2 separate regions of the Mus musculus genome follow, and region 2 is linked to region 1. Evidence: chromatin loops called from intact Hi-C (ENCODE). Cell type or tissue: left cerebral cortex. All regions are shown on one strand. Each heading gives the region's core, and the rest is flanking DNA. Links, peaks and the distances in the headings are about the cores only.

What was found. Peaks named below come from ENCODE experiments on the same cell type or tissue, not always from the same donor. Only the 100,000 strongest peaks of a DNase experiment are listed, where the experiment ranks them.
Region 2: it touches region 1 in a loop (2.2-fold over the local background); 4 of 42 quality-filtered maps call a loop at or near these places.

The regions. Positions count from the first base shown.
Region 1 is chr9:75,752,293-75,769,448 of GRCm38, reverse strand. Gm39373 (a long non-coding RNA gene) reads right to left here and starts at 5,639. Exons shown (of 2, transcript XR_870927.2): 1 at 5,380-5,639; 2 at 289-407. In left cerebral cortex, for the core only: CTCF peaks have their summits at 6,793 (motif pointing left) and 9,180; DNase peaks (open chromatin) are centred at 6,768 and 9,143.
Region 2 is chr9:76,007,789-76,022,163 of GRCm38, reverse strand. It overlaps Hmgcll1 (3-hydroxymethyl-3-methylglutaryl-Coenzyme A lyase-like 1), which reads right to left and starts at 7,187. Exons shown (of 9, transcript NM_173731.2): 1 at 6,982-7,187. The coding sequence starts at 7,089. In left cerebral cortex, for the core only: no CTCF peak of the experiment used is centred there; DNase peaks (open chromatin) are centred at 6,095, 6,844, 7,065 and 8,744; H3K4me3 peaks cover 1,526 bases; H3K27ac peaks cover 1,113 bases.

The DNA.
Region 1 (17,156 bases), core at 5,108-13,107:
TGGATCTCTTCCCCATCTCCACTTTCAAGTTACTTTCTATATTTAAATCCTATTATTTCTCTTCTTATGCTTTTCATTTTCTCTCGTTTTGATCTGTTGCTCAGTTTACAATAAACTTTATCTCTGTGCCCCTAATTTTAAAAGCCTTATCAGCCCACCCCAATCCTGCTCCCCGCTCTTTCTTATCTAGAACTCTCTCTCAAGTGTCACTGTTTTCTTTATCTCTCACCTGTCACCAGCCCTCTTCCCAGAGAGCGGGATTCCACTCTCTGCCTTCTTTCTTCTTCCTTCCAGAATTGTTGATGGGTTTATCTTCTACAGCTCCACATTCCTCAGCACCACACTGATGTTACTAAGGTGCAATCTGATAGTAGATTTACTCCAAACTTTACTTTTAAGATGCTTCTCTGCAAATGGATAGAAACACTGGTGACTGGTTTTAGCATAATCCTTTAGAAAAACAACTGTCAAAATTATAACAATAATAAAAATAATAACATCATAACAATAAAAAATAGTAAAACTCAGGTAAATAACTCAAATTATCAATTATAACTGAAGTTTTAGCCAATGTCAGACTATACTTGCAATAAAGAATAATTATGTATCAGAAGATGGCCTAGTCTGCCATCAGTGGAAAGAGAGGCCCATTGGTCGAGCAAACTTTATGTGCCTCAGTATAGGGGAACGCCAGGGCCAAGAAGTGAGAGTGGGTGGGTAGGGGAGTGGGTGGGGGAGGGTATGGGGGACTTTTGGGATAGCACTGGAAATGTAAATGAAAAAAATACCTAATTTTAAAAAAGAATAATTATTACTGGACTAAAGTATAGCATCTTTCTTTCAATGTGTTTAATCCTAATTTGTGACACATTTGAGTCAATACAGGATTCTAATTAAAAATACAATATAATTTCCTATTATATTGGAACATCAATGCCTTTTATGTTTTTTTAATATCTTTCTAGAAAGCTTTTCTAGGATAATATTTATTAATAGTATGTTACCTTCCAGCCATTTTTGGGTAACAACATCAAGTTACATTGTTTATAGTTTCTACTGTCATTCTGGAATTTCTCATATGGAAATATGCTACTTATTTGCACATACGTTTTTGTTGTTGACATTTGCCATTATATGCTGGATATCAAACAGATAATTGTATTAATATCAGCAAAGCTCACATATGAATTGATAGAATTAAACCAACTGAGACCAGGGCTATGGTTTCATAATTACCTACAAGTGAATTTTCATAAACAAAACTATTTGTGATCCATATTGACCAACAGGCTTGAGCATACTTTTAAATATGCTTTTTACCTCGGTGAGAAAGACTTCCTTAAACAAAGATTCATGTGAAAATGTTTAGTAAACAGACAGGAACAAACGGCAACTGAACCAATCCTGCTTTAGGACTCCTCCAGGTAGCTGGGAACATCGTCAGTGCCCTCAGCTTTCTTCAGTCAGAATCTTCTGATGTCAACCGCATTTGGCTCCACAGTTGTGAGTATAAGACCGTGTTAACATAACTCCCTCGCCAAACTGACGTGCAGATCATTCACATGCACTGATATCAGAATCATTTAGATGAATCAAACCAGTAACTACAGAACATGATCTCCAAACTCATTGTCTATCATATGGACACGAGTGTCTTTACAGCTAACCAAATGCTGCCAGAATCTTCCCACCAAGTAACTACCTTTTTTTTTTTAAGATTTATTTAGTTCGTTTATGTATATGAGTACACTGTAGCTGTCTTCAGACACGCCAAAAGGTGGCAACAGATCCCATTACAGATGGTTGTGAGCCACCATGTGGTTGCTGGGAATTGAAATCAGGTCCTCTGGAAGAGCAGTCAGTGCTCTTAAACCACTGAGCCCTCTCTCCAGCCCAGTAACTATCATTTTTATCATTTTGTGCTTAAAGAATGTCGTAAAATTCTTTGGTTCTTTTACTTATTTTTTCCATGCTCATGAGTTGTGCAAGGGGCTTGTAAAGGGTATAGTGTTTAACAAAGAATCTGCTTGATGTTTACAATCAGGAAACTAAATTGACATCTTACTCTCCGAATGACGTTGGACGTACGCAACCAGAGGGTAAGTAGAAACAGTAATTTAACTGAATCAGTTTCTTCACGGAAAAAAGGAGAGAAAAATCTTTAACTGTGAAGTATTGAATGCATTAAATTAGAGGATGTATGGGAGTATGTTTCATATGTGTCAGTGCTTCATAGCTTATCTTCAGGAGTACATGGCTCAGTAAAATTGAAATTCTTTTTTATTTTGTTATTGGTTCTCCTACACTAACACACTAAGAGATGGTGTTTATATTCTTTATTCAGTTAATCAGGTAATCAGAGAAAGAGAATATACCAGTCTCTGAAATAACGTTGTCATGTCTGTGGATATCGAAAGACTGGAATTTTGTTGTGTTATCTTTCTGCACAATCAGCTCATGTTTTTGAAAGACATACAGCCATTCACGAAGTTCTCTCACAAGCTTCTCAGTGTATCTTAAATCTGGTCCACCCGAACCCTAGCGCTGTGGCAAAGGGAGAAAATAATTTTTTTAAACTTAGTTATCTGATTGATCTATCGCTCATGAGTTGTTTAATTTAAAGTGTGCACTTGTCCTGACATTCTCCATTCTTGTTGATGGATATAGTCAGCTTAGGAACACTGTGAGCATTTTCTTGGCTTTGAGTCAAGTTGGCATTATACAACCAGCTCTGGGCTGGGAAAGGGGGCATGCAATGCACAGAGCGAGCTGACAGCAAGGGTGTGAGAGCTGCCAGTGGGGACATGTACTCAACTCACTCTGAGCCACAGAACTGATTCAAATACTAGATTTGCTTCCATCTATTTTGTTACCTGTGCTGAAAATCACTTAACACCTCTGCCCGTTACCTTGTCTTAAAGCAGTGGTTATTAATAATATATTTAGAAGGTTATTGTGATTCTCAATAACATAGTATGAAAATATTCTTTTATAACTACAGGGCAATCATAACTGCATTTGATTTTCACACCTTCAATGAAATTACAAAGAATATTTAGCATGCTACTATGCATTTAGAATAAGCAAAACTATTAGTGACATGGAAATATAATGTGCAACATTTTCCAATCAAAATTTGCCATGAAGTGAATTATTTAAGTAGCTGGTAACTGTCATGAGAAACATATTCTAAGACTAGTCCTCCACAAGAATATTTTAAGGGAGACTCAATCTGTCTTAAAATAATTGGAGAGACAAAATAATATGGTAGTTAAGAAGTATATTCTGAGTAAAGAAAGAATTTAAATGCTGGTCCTGCGTTTCATAGTTTTACAATCAAATATTGCCAGCATTTCTTGATCTTTAGCTAAAGATAATGATATCTGATATATCCTATCACATGGGATTTTATAAAGATCAAATGAAGTAATAAGTGTAAGAAGATTTTTAGCTGGGAGTGAATGTAGAAAAAGGAAAACAAAATATTTAGCCCAGGAATTGGCCCTGGTTAAATAAGAATACCAGGTTCCATTAGACTTCACACCCATTTATGGAATACTTGAAGTATTATTCCACTATCACATCCAGAAGCCTTGTGTTTAAAAGAAAAGAAAGAAAAAAGCTCCTATCTATAGATAACTAATCAGCCAAAAACATTTATCTCAAGAACATTTTCTTCCGCCGCCATGACCAGTGACACCACTACCCAGGGTTTACCAAATACACTGAAGGAGGAGTTATAACAGAATATGTCGTCCCCTTCAGCTGAAAAGATGATCTCACCTTTTTTTTAATTAAATAAATTCTTTATGAAATACTACATATAGGCAAGTGAATCTAGCATGAGTCCAATGTATAGAGTCAATTCCTGACTTGGAATTTTTCTTTCTATCACTGACAAACCAAAGACACTTTGTCACTTGGGCTCTTTCCTCTGAGAGGCAAGGAGTAAAAGGAAGATAAGATTAAAGCTCGCCTACCCTGTGCTGTCTTAGAAATGCTGGCTATGTTCTGTGGCTAAAGGACTTGAAAATAAAAATACCACTCAAAAAATCTTTGTCACCAGTACACGTAACTAAAAAATTAATGCATTTGATTCTTTTCCACAAAGTTGAATATTAAAAATCATCTTGACCCATCAACTAAAAATAACTATCAGTCTAGCACATGGTAACCGTACTTAAGGTTTGTTTAAAGTTGAAAATGCTGCGTAGAGTTCAGTAATTGCACTGCCTGGTATTTCCAAATACAACTATTTCGTCCCATTTACGTATAGCGGAGAGAAGTAGCTAAACCTCACAAGTTCAGAATCGCAAGCACGACAACCAGGATCATTGGCTTTTCCTCCGTGTCCTGAGACTGGAAATGAAAGTCCTTGGGTGTTTGGACAAATTCAAACCTGAAATCCTTGTACTGCTTTCAGACTATGGTGCCAAGCCTTACTTAAGATGGTGACAATCCACAGCACTGTTGCAAGACTCTGACAAACAGTGACAGGCTCTGACTATTAATGCTTGCAAAACGAAGTTTGCCTCAGGTAAACATTGCCTCAGTATTTGTCTAAGATTTTGGAACAAATTTAGAAACTGGGATAGACTCATTTGTTGAAGTTATTTCCTTCACTTGTTTTCATTATAATACTAAGATCTTTTTTTAAAATATGTTTACTACAAAAGAAGTAACCCATTTCTGCCACTAAGGCTTTTGTTGTCCTGTTATGTCTAGGAAGGTCACAGTTACCCTGTTGTCGAAATTTTTCATTTTTAATTATTTTTATGTACATACATGTGTAATGTGTGAGTGTTTACTAGAGAGTCTACAGTAGTAGGTTTACATAGAGGTTTTTCTAAATATCTTTGGTGTTGCCTCTCCGGTGAAGTTTCATAGACACACACCCCCAATATTACAGGCTATTGCAGTTGTTTATGGCTATCCCCCAGAAGTTGACAGTAAGATCCTACTGCAGAAGATACCACAAATTTAAGTCATGGAATATAAGGAGATCACTCAGCAACTATCCAAAAAGCTTTCTCCAAGCTGGCTAGCTTTTATAAAACATTTTACATGCTACTGGAGAATAAAAATAAGCATCAAACACTCGTGGCTGTGAACTCTACAAGGGACAATAATGACGGGCCTGACTAGACTTGTCCACTGATGTAACAGTAGTTCCAGTTTTATAACCACTCTCTGATTGGGTATCTCTCATGCTACATAAGATGAAACCCACACCAGTCAGTATTACAAGACCAAAGCCCATGGCTAAACAGGTGATAGGCTCTAAGAGAGAACATACAACTATTATACTGCTAAATGAACATAGTCCTAAACTGACTTCTAATGACAACTTGTTATAACCATGGCTCTCTCAACCCTTACCTGATGAGCTCCTGTTTGCAGTGGATGATGATTTCCAAAGGGATCCACACTGGACCAAGTGCACATGCTGCATAATGCTTAGCCCTAATGAAACAGATATACCATATGCCTTCCTCCCAAGACTAGAGCATCGCTGCAAAAAAAAAAGAGGGCAGAAAGAGTGTATGAGCCAGAAACAGCAGCTGACTACAAAGAAACGATGTTCTCAGAGAACAGCGGGACAGCTGCACGTGCAAAATCACATTGATTGTGACAACACACGTAAGGCCAGTGGGAATTCAAACAAGCTAGACCAAATCCAAGCATGCAGAGTGATGTGAATACAAACTCCTACCCCTACCTGAGGAATGATGGGCAGCTGTTACAGCTGGGAGAGGGGAGCCTCCGTTCTCTCTAAGAATGTAGCCAGTGGCAAGTCAGCTATGTTCCAGTGGAACATCCAAGAATATTTGGGCAACACACGTTTGTATTGATGGGGGGGTAGGAAGAAGAGCACAACGTTGGGTGGGTATGGAGAGAGGGTGGACCTGGAAAGAGCTGGGGGAGGGGAAAGAATACAATCAAAACATTTGTGAAACTTCCAAAGAATTAATAACAATATTTTCTTTCTTTCTTTCTTTCTTTCTTTCTTTCTTTCGTTTGTTTTTGTTGTTGGTTTTTTGTTTGTTTGTTTGTTTGTTTGTTTGTTTCCGAGACAAGGTTTCTCTGTATAGCCCTGGCTGTCCTGGAATTCACTTTGTAGACCAGGCTGGCCTCGAACTCAGAAATCCACCTGCCTCTGCCTCCTGAGTGCTGGGATTAAAGGCGTGCGCCACCATGCCCGGCTACAATATTTTCTAAGAAGAATGTTTGTATGTGCTCTCCTTCCATGCTGTTGTTTGTGATTGTTTATTATTTGTTTCTTGGGAAAAAGAATTCTAAAGTGAGCATACTAGTGGAAAACCACTGTCTGACAGGAACAGAGTCTGTATTGCTCCCGTCATTTTCTAATCACTGCTCGCCTACTGTTACAACGAACCAATTTCTATCGAAGACTGACTAGAAGCCCAGAAAGATAAACAACAGAAAACTTCGTAGAAAGTGTAAAGCCTGCACGTTAACTGGATAATGGTTTGTAAAATGTCTCTCTATCGATCAATCAGTCTCTCTCAGCCTCCTTATGTGTGAGGTCTCTGTCTTTGTGCTGTACAGAAGACTTCAAATAGTTCAACACAAAAAGTCTCTAAAACTGTCCTTGTGAAAAGCACTTCTGCTCAGTTATAATTATCATTTGGTATATGTCATAGCGATGAAACTGCTTACAGTTTCTTTTAAAAGCGCATTAGAGGCAGAACACTTGATAATCTCACCTCTAGAGAAATGAGGCTTACACAGAAACTCAGGAGGACACTGCCACCTTTTGGCCGTATGAGTTTTAAAACTATTGAAAGTTACCACTGCCTTTCTGAATGAAAATGTTTAGACAATCCACTTTTACAAATTGTAATCTTATCATTGATCATAGTCCTATCACTGACCATAATCCTATCGTTGATAGTTTGGAAAGATATACCTTGAAGTTTTGTTTTTCCGTTATACTACTTGTTTTAAATATTAGAGTTCGCATTTTGCTAGGTTCATCTAAAACCTTTTTAATTTAATGCATGAGAACTGTTACTCTTGTTTATTCTGCTTTATAAAAAGATGGCTAGCCTAGTAATGAAAATCACAGACACATTCACACCCCAAAACGCACCCAGGAGCCGTCTGTGCCACTTCTCATTGCACATCCTGCCCACCCTCACAGGGCAAAGTTGCAGCATCACACTCAAGATCACCAAAGCACAGACTGCATTTCTTACAACTTTTCAGGCCATAGATGTTCCATGTGTGTACCTATAGAATAAAAATGACACAGGAGGTGTCTCAGCATGCCTAGAGGCTACGAGGTGAGTGAAAAAGAAAAGGGGCTAAGAAATTGACATGAATTTTCATTTTGAACAGTGACTTTGAAATCAGTAAGTTATTTCAAATGATGACGAAGTATCTTGTTTACATTTATCCTTCGCCCTTCGTTCTTTTTAACATTTCACCATTTTTCCTTCTTTCCAACGTCTCAATATAAAATCTCAGTCATGCTAACCTTAAGCTCATGACTTTAACTACCTGTTGAAATTTAGTCGTCAGTAATTAGTTTTAGTTGTAGCTTCTTTTGCAACTTCATATACTCAGAATATCATCACTTGTTGGATATTTAAAATGATATCAGCCAACAGCACCTTCATCTCAGTATGTAAAAAGGGAAGTGCGTTAGCTTCCTGTAGTAATGTACATAGTACACAGTACATGCAGTACTAAGTACTTGGAGTTTATGATACCATTCTTGGTTTTAGTGGTGTGGCATGCTTCCCACTCTTAGAAAAATGATATTGTCTAACTTTTAGAGAAGACAACATGACTGTTTAATGTATGTGGTGAGCTCAAGCCTAAATTTTTGTTGGTCTTCCTAAGAAACTTCAGGTCCTCAGAGCAGAACATTGAAAGAGTTGTAGCTAAGCAGCACTCCTGTCCAAGTTTTCTTTGTTTACTTTCCTTTTGAGTCCGTGGAACAACAATGCAGAAACCTATGTATACATTATTTCCACTAGCATTTTTCAAAACTGAAATGCCTAGATATGTAAAAAAAAAAAAAAAAACCATGTCACGGAAACCAAGACGGAAGCAAGTGGAAGCGTGGATTAATAACAAACAGATCAGAAAGCTCACCAGCCGGGCTTGGAGTGAAGGTAATATTTTAGCAGGATCAAGATAAGGCCAAATAATTGTAATTTCTTCTAATATTCCCCCATTTAAACTTTGGCACTGATTTAGAATTGGACTAGCTCATCCCCCATGTGTAGCAAGCAAAGATTAACAATAGAGTATAAGATTGCTTGTGGACATGGGGAAGTTCTTCCGGCAACTCTTGGGAAACACAATGGACTATTATTCTTACATGCTTAGCCCTTTCAAGGCCTTCTCGTGACTCCAGGGACTGCAACTTGGATGTGCTTCTTTCAATGCCCTGATGCTACCTGTATGTCTTACATCTGCCTCTTACAATCAAAGAGCGCCTTCGGATCAGGGGATTTGCTCTCCTATCACTGAAACTTCGGTGCTAGACAAACAAATATAGCTAGTCTAAAAATGTTTGTGACTGATTTAGCTAGTGGGAATCATTCAACTAAATGTTGGCTAGTCAATATCACAGTTTTGAAGGCTGTGAAAACATCTGAAAATATATTGTGATTTATTCAAATTGTATTTAAACATATTATAATTTCTAAAAGTTAGACCATGTGTTTAACCTTTACGCTCAAGTAGATAAAAATATAACATCCTTCTAAAACTTTGTACCCCGTTCCCAATCTCCATTATCAAATTTCAGGCAACTCTACTGAAATTAACAAGGTTTCTTTCTTCTAGTATTTCTTTCCACGGAGCATTCGTGTGCACCAAAATTCAAAATCAAATATAGCTGCTGGGATTCTGAGGGTTAGCTGCCTAAAGGGCATTCCAGTTCACAAAGAAAAGGGATAAAAGACGAAGAGCAATTCGAGCAGAGTCTGAGAACGTTATCCTTAAAGTGAAGAAGTGAACTTGACTGATGAGCAGCTAGGAACTACAGCTCAGGGAAAAAACTGAGGGGCTGCACTGAGATTCATCAACAAAATACCTGCCCACGGCAGTTCTTTGAAAAAGCGTTATATCCGGCTGTAGAGATGATTCTGAGGTTGAAACGCTTACTCTGTGAACTTGAGACATGCAGTTCAGTTCTCAGCCCCCTTGTGACGAGCTATAGGTAGTGCAGCATAAAAGCCCATAACTAGGTTTTTTTTAATTAATTTTTATTAGATATCTTCTTTATTTACATTTCAAATGTTACCCCCCTTTCCTGATTTTCCCTCCAAAAAACCCCTCCCTCCTCCAGCTCCCCCTTCCACCTGCTCATACAGAAGTGGATGCTCACAGCCTTCCATTGGACAGAGCACAAGGTTCCCATAACTAGTTTTTAAAAGCTGAATAGTATTCCATTGTATAAATGAACCACATTTTCTGTATTCATTCTTTTGTTGAGGGACGTCTGGGTTGTTTCCAGCTTCTGGCTATTACAAATAAGTCTGCTGTCAACATGGTAGAGCATGTGCTTCTGTGGAATGGTAGAGTGTCTTTGGAGTATATGCCTAGGAGTAGTATAACTGGGTCTTCCAGTTTCTAAGGAACCACCACACTGATTTCCAGAGTGGTTGTACCAGTTTGCAATCCCACCAGCAATGGAGGAGTGTTCCTCTTTCTCCACATCCTCACCAGCATCTGCTGTCACCTGAGTTTTTTATTCTAGTCATTCTGATTGGTGTAAGGTGGAATCTCGGGGTTGTTTTTACGTTTCTCTGATGACTGAGGACTTTGAACATTTCTTTGGGTGCTTCGCAGCCATTCGAGATTCTTCTGTTGAGAATTCTCTGTTTAGATCCCAACCCCATTTTTTAAAGTTGGGTTATTTGGGGTTTTGTAGGTTAACTTCTTGAGTGCTTTATATATTTTGGACATTAGCCCTCAGTCAGATGTAGGGTTAGTGATTTTTTTTTCCCAATCTGTAGGTTGCCGATTTGTCATATTAACAGTGTCTTTTGTCTTACAGAAGCTTTTCAGTTTCATGAGGTCCTATTTATCAATTGTTGATCCTAGAGCCTGAGCCATTGGTGTTGTGTCCAGGAATTTTTCCCCTGTACCAATGAGTTCAAGGCTCTTTCCCACTTTCTCTTCTACTAAATTCAGCATATACAGTTTTATCTTGAGGTCATTGATCCACTTGGACTTGAACTTTGTGCAAGGTGATAAATATGGATCTATTTTCATTATCCTATATACAAACTGCCAGTCAGATCAGCACCATTTATTGAAGATGCTTTCTTTTTTCCACTGTATGGTTTCAGCTTCTTTGTCAAATATCAAATGTCCATAGGTGTATGGATTTACTTCTGGGTCTTTGATTCTAATCCATTGTCCAACCTGACTCTCTCTGTACCAATATCATGCAGTTTTTAACACTACTGCTTTGTAATACCACTTGAGGTCACAGATAGTGATTCCCTCAGAAGCTCTTTTATTGTTGAGGATTGTTTTGGCTATCCTGGTGTACTGGCTGGTTTTATGTGTCTACTTGACACAGGCTGGAGTTATTACAGAGAAAGAAGTCTTAGGTGAGGAAATGCCTCCATGAGATCCAGCTATAAGGCATTTTCTCAGTTATTGATGGGGGGGGCATTGTGGGCAGTGTCATCCCTGGGTTCTACAAGAAAGCAAGCTGAGCAAGCCAAGGGAAGCAAGCCAGTAAGTAACATCCCTCCATGGCCTCTGCATCTGCCCCTGCTTCCTGACCTGCTTGAGTTCCAGTCCTGACTTCCTTTGGTGATGAACAGCAACATGGAAGTGTAAGCTGAATAAACCCTTTCCTCCTCAACTTGCTTCTTGGTCATGATGTTTGTGCAGGAATAGAAACCCTGACTAAGACACCTTGTTTTTTTTGTTTTTCCAAATGAAGTTGAGAATTGCTCTTTCTATATCAGTGAAGAATTGTTTTGGAATTTTGATGGGCACTGCATTGAATCTGTAAATTATTTTCTGTAAGATAGCCATTTTCACTATCTTAATCCAACCAATCCATGAGCATGGGAGATCTTTCCATCTTCTGATATCTTTGATTTCTTTCTTCGGAGACTTGAAGTTCTTGTCATACAGATCTTTCACTTGCTTGGTTAGAGTCACACCAAGATATTTTATATTATTTGTGACTATTGTAAAGGGTGACATTTCCCTAATTTTTTTTCCTTTTTTTTTTGGTTTTTCGAGACAGGGTTTCTCTGTGTAGCCCTGGCTGTCCGGGTACTCACTTTGTAGACCAGGCTGGCCTCGAACTCAGAAATTCGCCTGCCTCTGCCTCCAGAGTGCTGGGATTAAAGGCATGTGCCACCATGCCTGGCTTTCCCTAATTTCTTTCTCAGCCCATTTATCCTTTGAGTATAAGAAGGCTACTGATTTGTTTGAGTTAATTTTATATCCTGCCACTTTGCTGAAGTTCTTTATCAGGTTTAGGAGTTCTCTGGTGGAATTTTTGGGGTCACTATGTGTACTATCATATCATCTGCAAATAGTGATACTTTGACTTCTTCCTTTCCAACTTGTATCCCCTTGATATCCTTTCGTTGTCTAGTTGCTCTAGCTAGAACTTTGAGTACTATATTTAATAGATAGGGAGAGAGTAGGCAACCTTGTCTTGTCACTGATTTTAGTGGGATTGCTTCAAGTTTCTCTCCATTTAATTTGATGTTGCTGTTGGTTTGCTACAAAATACTTTTATATTTAGGTATGTGCCATGAATTCCTGATCTCTCTAGGACTTTGAACATGAAGGGGTGTTGTATTTTGTTGAAGGCATTTTCAGCATCTAATGAGATGATCATGTGGGGTTTTTTTCTTTCAGTTTGTTTATATAGTGTATTATGTTGCTGGATTTTTGTATACTGAACTATCCCTGAATCCCTGAGATGAAGCCTACTTGATCGTGGTGAAAAATTGTTTTGATGTGTTCTCGGATTCAGTTTGTGAAAATTTTACTAGGCCTGACACTACTATTCTATGATGTGCTTACAGATCAGAGCCTGGCATGGCTGTCCACTGAGAGGCACTTCCAGCATCTGACTGAGACAGAAGCAGATACTTACACCCAACCACGAAACTGAAGTCGGGGTCCCCTATGGTTGAATTAGGGGAAGGATTAAAGAAGCTGAAAGAGAGAGTGACCCCCACACAAATATCATCAGTCTCAACTAACCCAGACCCCAGGGAGTTCCCAGAGACTGAGCCACCAACCAGGAACATACATGGGCTGGTCCGAGGCTGCTACGTATGTAGCAGAGGTGTACCTGGTCTAGCCTCAATGGGAGAAGATGCACTTAACCCTGGAAAGACTTGAGGCCCTAGGGAAGATGAAGGCCTGGTAGGGTGGGGGAGAGCACCCTCTTGGAAGCAAGGGGAAGAAAGAATGGAATGAGGAACCATGGGAGAGGGGATTGGGGGCTAGGGGGTCAACAACTGGAATGTAAATAAATAAAATAATATTTTTTAAAAGTCCATAACTCCAGCACAGAGAAAGTGGACAGGAGGTACACTGTGGCTCGGTGGCTGTCAGCCTGGCTGAGAAACACGTCAAGTCTCTGCAGGTGCTAAGGCACATCCACAACAGGCACACATGTGCACACACACACACACATGCACTCACAACACACACATGATTTCACAACACACACACATGCACTTAACAACACACACACAACACACTCACACACACATGCATACACACTCACAACACACATACACAACACACACACATATACACACACATACAGCATTAGAAACAAGGGATGGAACAGGGAGAATACAAGTTCAGAATAGAATATTAGACTAAACAGCTGTAAACAGAAAGAAAACATGGGTCCAGGTGAAAGCAGTTGTTTTTTCAATAGCTGAACAGATAGGAAAGAAATGGGTAGACATGTTCAGATAGTACTCAGCCTGAAGATAGAAACAAAGATGGAGAAATTTTCAAAGGGGTGGAAAATTTTCCATTACAAAATATTTCAAAGAGGCCACCCATGATAAGTAATACAAATGATCTACACCAATATGCTACCGAGAAACCATGAGAGACCTCTGTTCAAAAGTGTCTGGCAAGGTTGCCTAAATAGAAACCAGATTTTAAACTGCGTTGAAAGCAAAATCCATTTTGATATAATGACAGCTGTTTTACAAAACATCTTCTGACTAAAAAGAAGAAGATAAGTTTGTGACCAAAAGGACAATTAGAACAGTGGTTCTCTGCGAACGGAAGCATGTGTGTCTCCTTAGTCAATATGTTAGTGTACAGAGGGTCTGACTTGCACATTTCTGGTCACCTAATGCACACGTACATAAACATCAGTGGTTGTTCTGTGATTCTCTTCCCTCCAGCAGTTTGAACGTTTGTCCCATCATCTAAAATTCTCCCATCAAGGCTCCCTAAAAGTGCCCTGCTCTCTGCAGCTCCCGTAAGCCATCTGTAACAAGCACTTAAGCAACTTACTAAAATGCTGCTTTCGCTCCTGCATCTTCCGTGTTTTCAGTTCTTTACCATCACCATGACGTAAGTTTGCAGACAGAGAATGGGAACCTCAAAGCTGATGCTCCCCTCAAATAGTTAAACCTTATTCCTCTGTGACTTACCACTGCTCTGCTAGTCCCTGCAGATAATATCCTATTTTCATCCAAATCCTGCTCACCATCTGCGACTCAGTCCAGATGTCATCTCAACAGGGACATTCGCTTTGATGTCCTTAGGTAGAAAAACACAAGATCCCTTTCTACTGAGCAATCTGACAGGCTTGAATTTTCATAGCTTCGCTCGCATTTTTCGAAAGCCATGGAGATAGAAAACACACCTCCTATATCTTGAGATATGTATCACAAAGTTTTACTCAGTAGATGGTCAATAATACCAGAAATCTGTGAATCTGTTTGTTAGCTATATAAAAGGAAGAAAAATGAAGAGAAAATTGGGCCCAAGAGGATTGTGATACTATTTATTCAGTAAGAGAGCCATTCAAATCTCTCTATAATTATTATCTTGAATTTTCACTGATTGTATATTGAAAGGCTTCTTAATGCATATTCTGTGCTGGTGATGATGCTCACAGTAGATCCACCAGAACACACTGAAAATGAATGAACTGGATTTGGGTTTGCGGTGCGGGGTGGGGGGGTGGGGTCCATATTAGATGGAGTTAAGAAGATAAAGGGTTCTAATTTCTCATTATCTCAAAAGAGGACTAAATTAAGACTAGACTATTGGATCCACAAAAATTGTTTGTATGAATAATTCTGGCTTGATTCGGGAAGTAAATCTGGAGTATATTTCACACCCAAAACATTTTATGTACATTTCGCACAGTGTGATAACTCATACAGCACTTCCCCAAGAATCTTAGAGTCTAGTGGGAAAAACAGAAAAATTGATAAAACTTGTGATCACCATTTTTTGTAGGTAAGCCTAAGACTTAACATGCCTACAGAATGTTACCCATTGCACTACCATAGTTTGAACTGGCTGCCTTCTCACATGGTCAAAACGGTAGAGACTCACAGATGAAAACCAGGAGTCCTCCTGTGAACAACTCCATACACACCAGCTTTAGTTCCCCACCCTGAACATCTCAGCTCTGAGAGATCTGGTGGCTGCAGACTGGTGGTTGCAGAACAGAACAGAACAGAACAGAGTCCAGGCTGCTTGCCTTTCTCCTCCTCCATCCTGAGAACATTCCGGTTTCTCCACCCTTTCCATGCTAGATTCAAGCTCTTCAAGTCGGATTTACCACAGATCAGAGTATTCTGTCAGAAATAATAAGTCCACTCCCAGAGTGGAACACATATGCAATTTAAAGTTTTCCTACTGTGTTTTAAGCAGAATCAGTGTAATTAATAAGGTATTCTTTTAACTCTACATACCCAACATATTAGCATTCCAACGTGTTACCAAACATTAATGAACTACTGGGTGGTTTTTTTTTTTTAAGTTTATTTTTATGCTGTCTTTGAAATTTGGTGTTGTGTTTCATGCTCAACGCACGCTCAGGTCACACTAGTCACCTGTCAAGTGCTGAATAGTGGCTTCCATAATAACTGCATATGTGTGTATGTAAGATGTACCCAGGGGTACTGTCATACATGGGAAGACTGAGGATCTTGCTACTCATGGGAATGGCCAATACATTGCAGTTAGGCATCAATGTGTGTGTGTTAGTTAGGGTTTTACTGCTCTCCACAGATACCACGACCAAGGCAACTCATAATAAAGGACAACATTTAATTGGGGCTGGCTTACAGGTTCAGAGGTTCAGTCCATTATCATCAAGGCAGGAACATGGCAGCATCCAAGCAGACATGCGGCTGGAGGAACTGAGAATTCCACCTCTTGTTCTGAAGGCAGCTAGGAGAAGATTGGCTTCCAGGCAGCTAGGACAAGGGTATTAAGGCCACGCCCATAGTGACACACTTACAACAAGGCCATATCCCCCAATAGTGTCACTCCCTGGGCCAAGACAATACAAACCACCACAGTGTGTCTCGCCTGTCCTATCCTTAGTTAACAAATTTGGCGGAGGGTCCATACCTTCCTTTGGATCTTGTCAGGAGAAATCATTGTGTATACTTAGTTCTATATTTGTTTTTGTCTTTATGCTTTTAGGAAAGGGTCTCACTATGCTGTATTAGATGTCCTGGAATTTACTGTGCAGAACAGGCTGACCTAGAACTTGTGGCAACGCCCCTGTATCTGTCCCTTGGTTACATTATAGGCATGTACCATTACCTGTTACACAAGATCCAAAACAATATTAAACGGTGATGTGTAGCATGCTTCTTAGCCCTGATTCAAAAGGGAGTGTATCCATTGTTATTCCATTAATTTGCCTAGAATGTCAGCATGCATATTTTATGTTCATTTTTCTTAATGCTATTTTTAATTCCTAAATAACTTAAGTGTTTTGATTGCATAAAGAATCTAAATTTTCCTCTTTCTTTAATCTTCTAGCAAACTCATATATTTTCTAATAGCAAACCCAACTTAAGTCTGGAATATAAGAATTCTATATTATGTTTTTAATGCTCTTCCAATTCATTTTAACAATACTTGGTTAGATTTCTGGCAGTTACTTTCATAAACAGATTTATCTAGAACATAATTCGTTCACTTTGTCTAGTTTTAATATCAAGATTATTTTATCATTGTAAAAAGAGGGGGTAGATTTTTTTGAATTTTTTTTCAGTCTGGAAAGTTCCATATAACAGAAGTAATCCATTTCTTTTAAAGGTTATGTAGGATTTTTATCTCTTAATATGCCTAGATTTGAAACTTCCTTTGTGGAAAATTAACCAATGATTAATGTTTTAAATGTTATTGAACTACTGTTAAAGTAAAATAAATAAAATCATAAAAAAAGATAGAGACAAAGGAAACTGAACTGATACAGAGATAAGTACTATAGAAATTTTTAAAAAGTAAAAACTGAGAAGGAGAAATGTGTAAGAAGTTTGGTGACCCGAACAAAGGTTTGAAAACCCAGGAAAAAATACATTTTTGACATTCAAATATAATTACATGATTTCCTCCCACCTTTTCTCTCTCCAACCTTCCCCAGGTAACTCCCATTCCTTGCTCCCCAAACTCATAGCCTTTATCTCTTTAATTCTTTTTAATATAATTTTAATAGAGGAAACTTGGGAATAGGGTTCACAGGCATTATTAAGCAAAATTCCAAGAGCTTGCATAATGGCTGTCAAAGAGCAGGTTGTCTGGTCTTTTGTGCTATATAGAAAAATAAGGAAGATGTACTCAATTCAGTACCCAGTATTTAGTCCTGACCTTGAAGGGTATATGGAGATTGTCAAAATGATAGTCCCACTGCCTTAGAGATGGTGTTCCCTGGGTTAGAGCTGGCTAACTCATCATCATTTATTAGTAGTACTTTCTGCCTACTTTTCTCAAAACAGTCTAAGTTCTGAGCTACTCCTGGCCTGAGTGATAGCATACTGAAGTGCATAGCTAATCCCTGGAGAATGTCCTGAGTATCTTTGCTTTTAGATTACTTGAAATGAGAGAATCTCATTTGTAGTAGTTATACCCTCATTTCCTAAATGAATTGATGATTTTTTTAGCCCATGTGAAAT
Region 2 (14,375 bases), core at 4,815-12,814, 250 kb before region 1:
TTCATTTAACAATTTTAGTCTACAGATTTTATCAAAACAACATATATAACCAGAACTTTGAGATCAGGGCTCAATAAAGAGATGAGACTAATAATAGTTGTAGTAGTTGCCAGCGTGTAAAAGGCTACAAAATGCATGACGTATGCGTGAAGATAAAGGGCAAAAGTAGACCAACAGAGTAAACCAAGCATTGTGTCAATGAAGAACCTGATTAGCTTAAGGTATCATTGCCTAAAAGACCAATCCCTTTAGAAAAGGAGTAATAATATACAGACTCAACTATATGTGTAATTTCTTCTTACTGAGCCTAATGCACAGATGAAATATAGTACTCATACCAGGAGGGCAAATAAACAAATTGAGTACATATATGCATATTGAGATTATCAATATGGAACTCAGAGCTACCCATAAGTATCTGCAATATAAATATTCACAGTAAGATAATGGACAAACCCAAAAACTAGCTTTAAAAATTGCAAAGAGATATTTTAATCTGAAATTCTAAAAGCTACAGTTAACATACTGCAGCTTTCCGGGGGATTTTTTTTTTCCCTTTAAGTAGCTGTCTAAAGATCATCACATTTCTTTACATGAGAAAGGGAAAAACTATTTATCACTTATCGAAACACAGGGGGCTGTTTATTATATTTTTCCAGAGAAAAGCAACCATCAAGATGTAGACAGATAAATAGATAGATAGATAGATAGATAGATAGATAGATAGAAGATAGATAGATAGATAGATAGATAGATAGATAGATAGATAGATAGATAGATAGATACCAAACCTTGGCTTCAGAGGAAACCAAGAAGAGACTTGCAGACCTTTTGACTACAACCTGTTGATCCAGATAGTGTAAAGCCATCTTAATTCCCTTTAAAGATTTATGAAATGGAGACTAAGGTGATGAATCATTGGTTAGGGGCTTACACCTCCCAGTCACATTCATGTTCCACTGATAAAATATCCTGGAAAAAAATGTCATTTAAGAGGAGAAAACGGTCACTTTCAGCTTACAGCTCCAAGTAATAGTTCATCATAGCAGAGAATCCACTGTGGCAAATCCATAGCACATCCATAGTCAACTGCAGAGGTAAGCAAATGCATTCGGGCTACTTGCTTCCTTGGGCTTAGATGCATTTCTCCACTTCTGCGATCCAGGGTATCCTTTCTAAGAATGGTGCTGCCCACAGCAAGCTGGGTCTTTTATATCAATTATTTATTTAAGACAATAGCCCACTTGCATACAGGCCAACCCAATGTAAGAAGTCCCTCATTAAGACTCTCTTTCCTGGTAATTCTAAGCTATGGCAAGGTGATAATTGAAGCTAACCATCATACTGCCCAAGCATAAGGACTAGAGTCAGAGTCCCAGCACCAACATAAATGCTAAGTGGCGAAGGAGGCTCACTTGTGATCCTTATGCTCAGGAGGCAGAGACAGAGGACAGTTCTAAAGGAAGCTAACTAGAAAAACTAGCAGAAATTGGTATGCTTTAGGTTTAAGTAGGAATTCCTGCCTCAATGTGTAAGGTAGAGAAAGACTAAGAACAACATTCGATGTTCTCCTTTAGTCTCCAAACACTTGCACACACATAAGCATGAGCGTGGGTATACACACACTCGAATACTTTAAACACACACATTCACACTATGCACGCATACACATATAGGCACCCATAAGAATTGTGAAACCTAAAATTATAGAATACAACAAATTAGACTGATCCCAAGTTAGACAAAGTTGAAGAAGGAAATGGGCAAAAGAGTATAAGAAGGAAATATACATACTAAACATGGAAAGGAAAGCATAAAAATACAGAATTGCTACACACCACTAACTAGACAAATAGAAATAGTCTCAGTGGATGTGATTGACAGTCAAAAAGAGTGTGAAAGATACTTTACTGTTGGACAAGAAAAAAAACAAATGGCTAATATTGTGTGTTAAGTGCTTTCCCTTGTAACTGCTGAGAAATTCACATTTTGCAGCGCTGTTATGTATTTAAATTATTTATTTACTTTTTTACTAAAATTATTTATGTGGTGTGTTCATATTAATATTCACGTGTAGCTATTGCATTAATATACACACACATGCTTAAAGAAGCAATAATCACCTGATCTATTAAAAAAAAAAAACAAGCAAATGGAGACGTGTGTATGCTAGACTATCACTCTAATCATTTTCTATTCTCAACCCTTCTTTAACACTTTGTGAGATTATTATTTCACTGTGTTTCCCATTGTCTCACTAAGTTGCATCCTTCTCAGCCTTCCCAGTACTTGAGCCACCAGACTGTTGTTCTCTCTTTAAGTTTTCTTAAAATTATATTTATTTATTTGTTTGTTCATTTATATATACATATGTATTTATTTGTTCATTTATTTAGTGTCTGTGGACTCTCTCTGTGTGTGTGTGTGTGTGTGTGTGTGTGTAGAGGTAAAAGGAAATTGATTCTCTCCTTATACCAGGTGGGTCACAGGACTCAACTGAAATCATCAGGGCTTGCTTGCCTTTGCCCACTAAGTCATCTTACTAGCCTTCAGACCAGTAGATTTTCAATGAAGAGGAGACTGAAGTGCATACACTTCCGGGTGGAAGAAAAGAAGTCTCCACCACAAGACTGGAAATGAATAAATCAGTGGCGGATGAGGGAAAGGGAGCAAATATGCATAAATATGCATTGACTGTGAGTAAATATATTTTATAACTATCCCATGTGGAGAAAAATGCATACAACCACAAGTACCAAAAGACAAAGGACAGCAGTAAAGTGTTGCAGCTTCACTTTTAATAAGTTATAACACCAATCATATTTATATTTTAGCAAGTCAAGGTTAGATGTTGACATAGTTAACAACTGGGAACATAATACAAACAGAATATAATTGACATGTTAATTCAGTGGGGAAATTAAAAATACAACCCAAAAAAAAAAAAAAAAAAAAAAAAAGGAAGGAAAGGGAACAAGTTAACAAGTAACACACAAAATAAATAAAAAGCAGTGAGGGTGTTTCTTTTTCTAAAAATTCATCTCCAGTCCTCTCAAGTTCCTTAGGAAGCATTCTAAAGCTACACGGTCACCAATAAAATGTATAAAACTTGCATTACCCTTTCACTAAGTTTAAGCAAAAATAGCATATATAGAGTTTAAAATCAGAGTTAGGTTAGGTTAGCACTAAATTTCACTAGTCTGATTAATTGATTTAAGAGACTCCTTCTAGCTCATCAAGATATTTTAAATTTCATACATACAGTGAAATTTCATAAAGGAGACAGGCTAGTCTAAGCATAAAGTCACTCAGTAAGATGTACAGGATGCTGTGATATATCAGGTACAAATAAATAGAGAAAGGAGAAACTTAACTTGTTTTCTAGCCTGTTATTATTTAGAATGGCATCCTTTCATGTAAAGAAGTTTCTATCAATCCCAACTGCAACCACATTAGCTCCTAACACATCTCCTGGCCCTATATGTCATCTTATCCTCCAAACTCTACAACACATAAGTTGTAAAGTTCCCTGTGGTTTATTTACAGCATTCAAATTTCGTTTGCATGTTTCCTTGACCAGCAAACCCTGCCTGGGACCATGTAATAAAAAGATGATTCCAACAGTAACAACAGCCAGTGGATGCTGGTACTAAGGCACTCATTCTCAGAAACTATGTATTATATACTATAATGTGCTAATCGCTGTTTTAAGACTGTTTTCCAACTATGTGATGCTTGGCTTGTCCTCTGCAAAGGTGAGCAGTCATTTATTTGTTTAGCAAGTACATACAAAACATCAGAACTAATCAGGCATTTTTGTTGAGTGAGGTAAATCCACTGATGGGTTGTTTCCTGGTCTTGTTGGGGTTAACATATGACTGAGAGTTATATGCCAAATAAGCATCAAATAAATAGATAATCCATATTACATACAGTAGTTCACTGTATGGTAATCTCAGAAGGAGTTGGTGAGAAAGTGACATTCAAATTGAACACTGAAGATGGAATAAAAGCTAATTAATGGAGAAATATCCTCTAAGATGGATGAGAAAATCAGAGGGAACATGGTTTGTAGAGACCTCAAAGAGGGCCTCTGTGGGGGAAAAAAGGGCAAGAATAAAAGTGAATAGTTTAAAATGAGATGAATGAAGGACTACTGGGGGTTCGTAGTTCTGTTTATCTATTTCTAGAAATAATGGAATTCACAGATGGTTGTGAAACAGGGTTAATGGATGACTTTACTTGAAATACAGAACCTCTCAACTGTGTATACAGAGGGCTGAAGGGGGAAAACAGAAATTAACAAGAGAAAGGCACAGTTGCCTCATACAGAGGCCACATAAAGCTAATTTAAAAGGGTAGTGCTGATGAACTTGGGAAATAAATACACTTGAAAGGATTTAAAGAATGAAATTCCAGGACCCTGTAATGCTTTGAAAGTAACAGAACGGAGCCCTCTGTTTGGAGCTTGTGGGGTGAGTTGTGAAGAGATTGCAACCGGAAATCTTGGAGAGAACCCACATGTGGGAAGTGTATTACTAAGTGTTTTGATTATCATGATAAAACGCCATGACCAAAATCAGCTCAGCCCGAGGAGGAAAGGACTTATACCTTATACTTCCATATCATAGTTCACTACTGAAGGAAGTCAGGGTAGAGACCAAGGCAGGAACAAATGCAGAGATAATGAAGATGGCTACCTCCTGGCTTGACTTTCATGGCTTGCTCAGACTACTTTCTTGTAGCACCTAGGACCACCTATCTTCTGCTCAGGGATAGCTCTGCCTTACAGTAAGCTGAACCACTCCATATCAATCATAAACAACATATCAGGCCCATCTAGGGGACACATTTTCTACATTGAGTGTTCCTCCCCTTACATGACTTCCAGAATGTATTAAAATTAAGTACGTGGGAGGACTTCTCTGTGCAGACCAGGGATGATTTTCCACAGAAAAATAGCCAGCAGAGAGAGAGAGAGAGAACATGGATGCAAGTTGGAAATGTGGAGTATCACTTTCTGTTAAGATATCCAAGTATAGACAAAAGCTCAGAAGTGAGAAGAGGATATAAAACCAAGAACTGGGATATAAACAATAGCCAGGAGGGTGAGAGGAGATAAGCCATAGGACAGACAGGCATGATGATCCAGACAGACAGAAGCCACTGAGCTCAGCAAGGACACAGGAAAAAGAGACCTGGACCAAGTACATGCTTTGTAAGACATAACTGAGGGGCAAATGGAAGTGTCTCAGTCAGAAAAGTTGGCGGGTGTTAAGATAACTTAGAGCGTCTTCCAGAAAAGCACATAAGAGTCTGAAAGCCGTGACCTTACATAGCCTCAGCAGTAATCTTCGAAGCTCTCATTTTCCCCGAACAAATCAGAACACTGGAGCATACACACCACTCTACGGATCACCCAAGCAATAGTCACATGACTTCATCCCGAAAAGTAAATGTTAGGGATTCTTGGTTGCGTAAGACAAACTGACCGCTAAAGAATGTTGAGAACATTCCAGGAAGTTCAAACCAGACTCCATGGAAATCAGCCACCGTGAGGACATGAGAGAAGATAAAGCATGGCTCTCCACTTCCCTGTTGTCACCATCAGGTCTCACCAGAGGGTCCTGGTCAATCCTTCTGAGCCTTATTAGTAAAAGCGGATTCACTGTGGCCCTTGCACGTGTGCATATTGTGGGCTGTGATCATATTCATAGCCTCATTTCCCCCACTCACCTGCTCCTTCCTCCTGATGCTTGCCATGTCTCCTAACTCCACCCCACCCCCACCCCCAATTTTCTCCTCTTGGTATTTATGTCCCTTCCTTAGGCGACAGAGAAACAGGCGATATTAGTTGTTTGGGCTCTGGCTTATTTCCAGGCATCTACCTACAAATGACTTGATTTTGTTCATCTCTCTGAATAATAAACCATTGGGTAATTATGCCATATCTTCTGTATTGTATCCAGCCATCTGTTGATAGGCAGAATGCCCATTCTAGGACTTGGCTCTTGCAAATAGCTCCAGTCTCATACTCTAATTAATGGGGAGCAAACTATTTATAAAACCACCCACGAATGCTAAGTCCTACTTGTAGATCGAAGGCTTCGATTTCACATGTTGGAGCACTGAACTGAGACCACACCATAAGGATATGAATAACTCCTGTCAGAACTGTTGGTGTAACATCACATAACAAAGCTAGGCCAGCCCACTAAAATAAAAAAAAATAACAAGAACTACACTGTTCACAAAGTGAACAGGTGCCTAGAATTAAAAGGCTAATGATACCTAAGGCCTCACAAAGCCCTTGACTCATAACAGGTTTCAACATTTAGGTAACGACCATTACTGCTGTTTCCTGTTATGTTTAAAGTTTACGGTTTTATGTGAAAAGGAAATTTCTTTATATACCTTATGCTCACTTAACTGGCACGTTTGTTGGTAGTACATGGAATCATAAATACATAAACAATGAGTTGTCTTTATGAAGCTCTCAGGAAAATGCAGGAATAATTTTAGTCTGTAATGGTTTTATTCAAGCTTGTTTAATTTCATTAAGCAAAAACACTGTAGGGATAGTCAATGCTCTAACATACCATGTGATTTTAATCGTCGTCCTGTGCCTTCCTAGTGTGCCCTAGCTTCATCCTCTTTCTACCACACAAGGTGATATGTTTGTAGTCTGTTACACATTACAAGGAAGAAAGTGAGAACAAAAGCACCGCCCTTCCAAGAACACGCACAGACATGATCACTCCTGTTGGCGACCTGCAAAAGGCCTGGGGTAGGGAAACTGCTAGGCCAGCAAGGATGCGCCTGCTGTTCACAGCTGAGAAGATGAGAGGCTTTTCAGCCACAGACCCACACACTGACAATAGAACGGGCCTCAGGCAGGACCCTGGCTTACAGAGGTGACACAGACAAAAGGGATGACGGGAGGTGGATGGGGGTAGGGACGCCCTAGGCCCAAGGTGGTACCTGCGCCGCATCCAGCGCCCCTGCCACTGAGTCTCCGCTCCAGAGATGTTCGCGGAGAAGCTGCTGGTAGTTGAGGCAGTGCTTCGCAGCAGATGGTAGATTCCCCATAGCAGCAGCCTAGGTGCCGTGGGCGGTGCTGGATCCCACGGCCGGAGCCGAGAGCCGGGTGAGAGCCGGGAGCGCGTCCCGCGGGTGCCCGGGGTCCGAGCTGCACTGCGGCGGCGCGGTTCCTGGGCAACGCCCAGGCAGGGGTGTAGCGGGCACCTGAGTCCCGCGCTGAGAGCCAGATCCTGGATGGGGACAGTTAATTGAGGCAGGGTGGCACTCCCCCCCCCCCTCCGTAAAATATGGTGCTCTCAGGGCTGATTGTCTGCAGGTGCTCGCCTGAGTCAGAGCTCTAGGCAGGACCCAGGCCTCTGAGAGGAAGAAGCACTGGGCTCTCTACAGACATTCTCTCCTTCCCAGCCACAAGCCTGTAGGGTTGGCACTGTGAATCGGTTTGAGTTTATGTCAAAACTCTATTTAAAATTGCCGAGGCGCTTTGTGGTATTAAAAAACACAAACCCTAAATTAAGGGCGAGGGAGGGGGGTATATCGGAGGTAAACAAGCAAACCAAGAGTTGTCAGTAAGCCGATGGTGCAAGATAAATGTTGAAATGCTGAATTCTTTTTCGCTGTTTTACATTTATTGGTTTTAGTGGTTGTCTCCTTCCACTGTCACATGGGGTTAGGACTAGAACTTAACTGTCTGCTTCGGCGTCACCACAAGTTCCTTTACTATCCCCCTGGGTATGAAGAACTGTTTTTTTAAGAAGAAGAAAAAGAAGAAGAAGAAGGAGGAGGAGGAGGAGGAGGAGGAGGAGGAGGAGGAGGAGGAGGAGGAAAGAAAGAAAAAAGCAATAACTAAATTCATAAAGGCTTTTCTTTCATTCAAACAAAAACAACCTGTCAGAAGTTAGAAGTAATTATAAATTAAATAAATTTTAATGTATATATTTATAAAATATTTATAATATAAATGTATATTTAGTTTCTATATAAGTATGTTTGATTTATATATAAGTTTATATATTATAAATATAAATTATTGGATTTATATGATAGCCTTGGAATCAGATAACCCCTGCTTCATTCGGCCTACTTCATAAGCACACTTAGATTGCAACACTCTAATGCTCTTCAGCGTGGAGTCCATAGCTTGCAGCTGATAGCACACAATCGTCAGGAACAGTCTTGTGCAGGGAGAGCTAGCTGGCCCTACTGTTTCCACAGCTAGGAGGAATCAAGAGCGCCCAGGTGCACAAGCTTGCACAAAGGATGGCGTATATATACAACGACTAACTTCTGAGACATAATATGAACAGATTTTGAAGGGATTCACCACCCAGATTGGATAAAGAATATTTTTATTAATTCCTTGGCAATTTCATACAAGATCTTTTGAACACATTCACGCCCTGTACTCCAAATCCTCCCAACCACCTCTTCATCCCTTTTATCCAACTTTAGGATAGCTTGTTACATTTTTTTCCCCCCATCAAGTCCTGTTTGTGTTGCCCAACTATTTTGGGTAAAGGGAACTGCCCTGGTGGGTGCGCAACTGACTCTCCCTTTCTAAGCAGCCATCCGGTGCCAACAGCTAGCTACTCAGTGGGATCTCATACCTACTTTCCCGGCTCTCCCCCGGGCTTTTGTCTGGCTGGTGTTTGTGCTGGTCTTGTGCATGCTGTTAACAGTTGCTATGAGTTTGTTTATGCAACTACCCTGTTGTACCCGGAAAACACTATTTCCTTGATGTTATCCTCTGCCTGGGGTTCTTACAGTCTTAATGTTCTCTCTTCCCTGAGCCCTGGGGGTTGGAGTGTGATATGTACATCCCTTTTAGAGTTGAGCAATGAATAATCTTATTTTCTGTACACAAGCCTAAAAAGATCGAGATAACACCGAGCTTTGAGGCACATGGTGCAGTTCTCTCTCCTCATTGGATAGGTTGACCTGGGAGCCCCAGCTCTGTAGAGAATGCTCTGTGGTTACAAGTATACACAGTTCTTTGGCGTCCATGTAGGTGGCTCCCAGACACCTATAACATCTAGCCCCAGGGGAATCTGACTCTTCTAGCATCTGGGGAACCCCTACTGACATGCACATACACACAGATTCTCCATTTTATTTTGTCTTTTAAGAAAACACAAAAATAGATTTAAAGTTAAAAATAATAATAAAAATAAAGAAACCTGGATTCCAAACCTAGTGTCCTGGAGCATAACTATAATCATATTGCTTAGGAAGGTAAGGTAGAAAAATGACTGTAAGTTTAAGGCCAGTCTAGGCTAGATAGCTAATTCCAGGCCAGCTGTGTCTACAAAGAAAGAGCCTGTGTCATACCATCAAGAATGAAATGGGCTCCACAAGCCAGTAGACATAACATCGCTGGGCAATCACATGGATGTTTAATGCTATATTTCAAACCTAAACTCTATTTTTTTTCTACCTTACATAACTAAGCTATTTTTGTTTCAGTGTTCCAATAATTTAAACATAAAAGATATGAACACCTACGGAAAATTAAAATGAATCAGATTTCCTGTTTTTTCCATGATTTTATTGATTTTAGGTAATGTCTCAATGTCTTGAATTCTACCTATCTTTTGTGAAATTTTCTTGACTCCCTTCTCTCATTAAGCCCTCCATCTAACCAGCACCCAATCCAATCTGCCAAGATATTTCAAACATGTAGGAGACATTGCAGGCCTTTATTTCCTATTTTCCTGCCATTCATACTTGGAAGATAGCACTGCAATTCAATGGGAAAGGTTTAAAAATTGAATGTTAGATCACATGTGGTCAGGAATACTTCAAACGACTGAGTGGTGTGAAGAAAGTTCTTTAGCTTCTGTTTTATTAACTGGGATGATTATAAAAGTTACTAGTAATTGCAAAATTCAAATGAACTACAATATATTGTGTTCAATACATAGTCTTGAGCACTTACTACTGACTACATCTGCAATAACAGAATAGTTCAGTTTGTGTTTTGGAACAACCACACTGAAATTTTGAATTTTGTGATTCTTTGTTGTACAGACAATGCTGTACATGATATTTTTTTTTCTTTTTTCTTTTATATCCACAGGTGTTTTGCTTGTATGGCCACTTCGGACAGTTAGGTGTGCAGTGCCTGCAGAAGCCAAAAATAGGTGTAGGTTCTTCCGGAACTGGTATTGGAGATGAGAGTTAGCCACTATATGAAGGGTAGCAACAGAACCTGGTCCTGCAGCCAGAGTTCTTCATCATTGGAACATCTTTCCAGAATCGTTGGCTATATCCACTAATATCAACTGATACACAAAAATCACTACTCCATTAGAGAACGTGAGCTGCTGATGTGGCTGCTGCTGCTGCTGACATTTGCTGAGCATACTTATCTTGGACCACATACAAGTCTAAGGAATTTCTGTGAATGTGACAGAATTCATTGTACAGATTAAATAACCTGAGCACAGAGAATGTAGGCCACTGCAGCACAAACTGGTTATTAAGGAGGACAGAATTCAACTTCAGCAGTTGGATGTCAGACATTGTCTTTGTGGTGGTGATGCTGCCTTGCTGAAATCACACTCACCCAAATATATGATCTTTGAAGCATAACTTCTTTCCCATTATCTCAAACATTTAAACATTACATGATACTTATTACAAATGCCATATCTCTTAATATAAGGTAGCTGACTCCCTCCCCACTCCACAAGTTGTTTAAATTGTATCAGAAACCAGAGTGCCTAGGCGGAGATTTAAATCTCAGGTGGAAATAGAATCCTGGGATAACATTTGACAAATGTACATTCTATTAGCGAAAGCTGCTGTGCATCTCCTTATTCTGTAATTGTTATGAGAATATTGATATGGTTTCATTATTTTTATTTTCAATAGTTCAGAAGGAATCATTTATATTGTTTCTAATATTCAGGATTTACTCCATCTCCCAACACTTAAAAGGTTTGCTTAAATCTCTTTACAAATAGCATCAGGGGATACAGGTGTAGGCCAGTGATGGTGTTTGTTCTCTTAGCAGATGCAAGACCCTGGATGCAGTACCCAGCACTCAGTCATCATTACTGTCCAGCAAAAATTCAGCTTCTTTCCCCACCTCTCTATCTTAGCTACATATGGAGTCTTCATATTTCTGCAAATAATAAAAATACCCAAATAGCATCAACAAAGGTTTTGACCCTGTTTGGATTGCTATACCTTTAGAAAAATGTGATTTTTTCCCCCTTCTGATCTAAAATCTTGTTTTAAGTAGTTCCAGGCTGACGACAGAATGTTATAAAAAAAAAATACTACCTAAGTACAGAGGGTTTTTTTTCTTTTTTTATTAGTTATTTTATTTATTTATATTTCAAATGTTATCTCCCTACCCAGTTTCCCCTCCGAGTTTTTAAATCTAATCATACAACTTCCATTATTTAAAATGCACAGAATATTTTATTTACTTTCAAGATTCTAAGGAAGTAGAGGAGAAAAGTAACAATTATAGTAATCTCTACGTAACTCATAATTATCCGATGATTTCCATATACTATGCATTAGCATAAAACTTTTCCATGTGCTAATTCATGTAATCTTAGGAGCAGCCACCTCACATTTGGCTTCCTTAATGCAGCCACTTTGTATGTGGAGAATGAGAGTTACAAAAACCAACCAAAAGTGACTAAGTGATTAACGTATCTAATGACTCAGCTGTCTACAGACCTAGTCAGAACCAAAGCAACCCATCTCTCTAGTGACGTAGCTGTCTACGGACTCAGTCTTGACCAATGCGATAGAGCTAGTCAAAGATTCAACTGTTGTATAGATTTCCCATGACCAAAGTGACCCATCTATCCAGTGACTCAGCTGTCTATAGACTCATGATGTAACTGATAGGTCCACCCAATGATTCAGATGTCTATAGACCCAGTTTTTTGGCACCAAAGCTTTGCTGCTTGCAGCTCATGTAGACTGCCCTTGTAATAGAGCAGAGGAATTCCTACCAGATGCCATCTCCCTTATTATTTGATAGATGGATTAATTAGAACATGTCTTTCTCTGGGCAGTGGTAGCACACGCCTTTAATCCCAGCACTTGGGAGGCAGAGGCAGGCAGATTTCTGAGTTTGAGGCCAGCCTGGTCTACAGAGTGAGTTCCAGGACAGCCAGGACTACACAGAGAAACACTATCTCAAAAAAACAAAAACAAACAAAACAAAACAAAAATCTCTCGCACACAGTAGGAAAAAAAGGGTATTTATCTACTTAAACCATATATGAAAACATTGACAGCAAGCGCAGACTATGACACTTTATGAATAAATTATTTAATGTTTAAAATAATCTCAAAGCCAATAATTCTAAAATATCATTCATGCACTTAACTTACCTGCCTCCTTCTTCTGTCATTAATTCAAAGTACCCACCCCATGATTTTATTTTTCAAAAGATTTATTTAAGCCAGAAAGTGGTGGCACACACCTTTAATCCCAGCACTAGGGAGTAAGAGGCAGGTGGATCTCTGTGAGTTCAGGGCCAGCCTGGTCTACAGAGTGAGTTCCAGGACAGCAAAGACTACACAGAAAAGTAACTGTGTGTGTGTGTGTGTGTTCATGTGTATATTCGAGTGATTGCCTGTCTGGGCATAGGTGCACTGTGTATATATGTACCTAGAGCCCATAGAGCTCAGAGGAAGGAGCACAGTTGCTTGGAACTGGCCATGTGAGTGCAGGAAACTCAACTCTGCTCCTCTGAGAGAGCAGCAAGTGTGCTTTAACCACAAAACTGTATCTCCAGACCTCTCCCCATCCCCATGCTGTTTTGTATTGCCATGAGCCAGAATGGAAAGATGACCTTGAACCAGAATGGAAAATGGGAAGTGATAGAGACATGGGAAGGAAGAAATCCTTGACCTGGAAGTCTGGATAAAGCCTCTTGCCAGCTACAAGAATTATCATAATCCCAGCATAGTTAACATTTGCTTAAAGCCCTTCTCCTTTCTCAGCGCTAAACATGCAGTTTACCAAGAATCTTAATACCTGATTTACCTACCAGAACTACCCAGTATAGTAAAAAGGATTTGTCCAGGGATCATATGACCTTGGTGGCTCTGAGTTTTACCTTATCAAATTATGATCCCATCCAAGACCACACCCCAAGACCACATCATAATTTCATCTACCAAACAGAAAGAGAAGCAGGTGGAGAAAAGTTTTCTTAGCAACCCCTCTGAGAGACCATTTGAGAGCCACAATGCTTTCTAGAGATCATGCTAAGGCACATAAAACCTGTATTAAAAATAAGGCTGGTGAGATGGCTCTTTAGGTAAAGCATCCACAGTATGAGGGTGAGAACCAGAGTTCAGATACCTAAAACTTAATTAAAAGCAAGATAGGCAAGGCAGCTGCCTATATCCCAGCACTCTGGCGGCAGAGGAAGATCCTCAGAGCAAGCTAGCTAGCTAGCCTGGCCAAAACAGGCTAGCTCCAAGTTCAGTGACAGACCCTGCCTCAGTAAATAAAGTGGGAAATGATAGAAGAAGGCAGACTACACAGACATACAAATGCATATGTCCTCTCATAATTCACAGAGAGAAAGAGGGAAAGAGAGGGAGAGAGAGAGAGAGGCAGACTACACAGACATACAAATGCATAGTGTCCCCTCGTAATTCATAGAAAGAGGGAGAAAGAAGGAGGGAGAGAGAATGAGGAAGAGAGAGAGAGCGAGAGAGAGCAAGAGAGAGCTCTATAAATACCCATATTTTATATACATTCACACACAAAACTAAAAAATTATAGTAAATAAAAAGAATAAAAATTATTTTAATAAACTGTTACTAGTCTCTGAAAAGCCTATATCTATTCTCTTTGATGGGCTTTATTTTTTCCCTTAGTACCTTTCTATTTTTAATAAACTCAAACTCTGCTTCACCACGCCTCCCCATCATGGTCTCTTCTTGCATCTAAGGCAACTGAGTTGAGTCCTTAAAAGATTAGGGGCTTCTTGGCTTCTGAGGGTAGCAGTGTGGAACTCTGCCTCTGTCCCTGGCTGTTGATAGTCTGTGCCATTGAGACGACACATCCCAATTCACCTGGTCCAGTCTCAGTTGATACCTTTCCTGTCCTGCTTAGAATTAGCCAAACGTGTCAATTTCAGCAAAGAGATTTATTTAATAACTGAATAAAACAAAGAGGGTAAATAGATCCTCACACTGGCGCTTCCTGGCTTCTGTCGAGTCTCTCTCTTCCTGCAGTGTGTGAGGCATTTGTTCTGAGAATGGAGTTCTCAGTTTAGCACATGATTACATCTGCAAGATGACCCTGGCAAGCCTCTTCTTTGCTTGATCTCTTCCAGATGCAACATCTC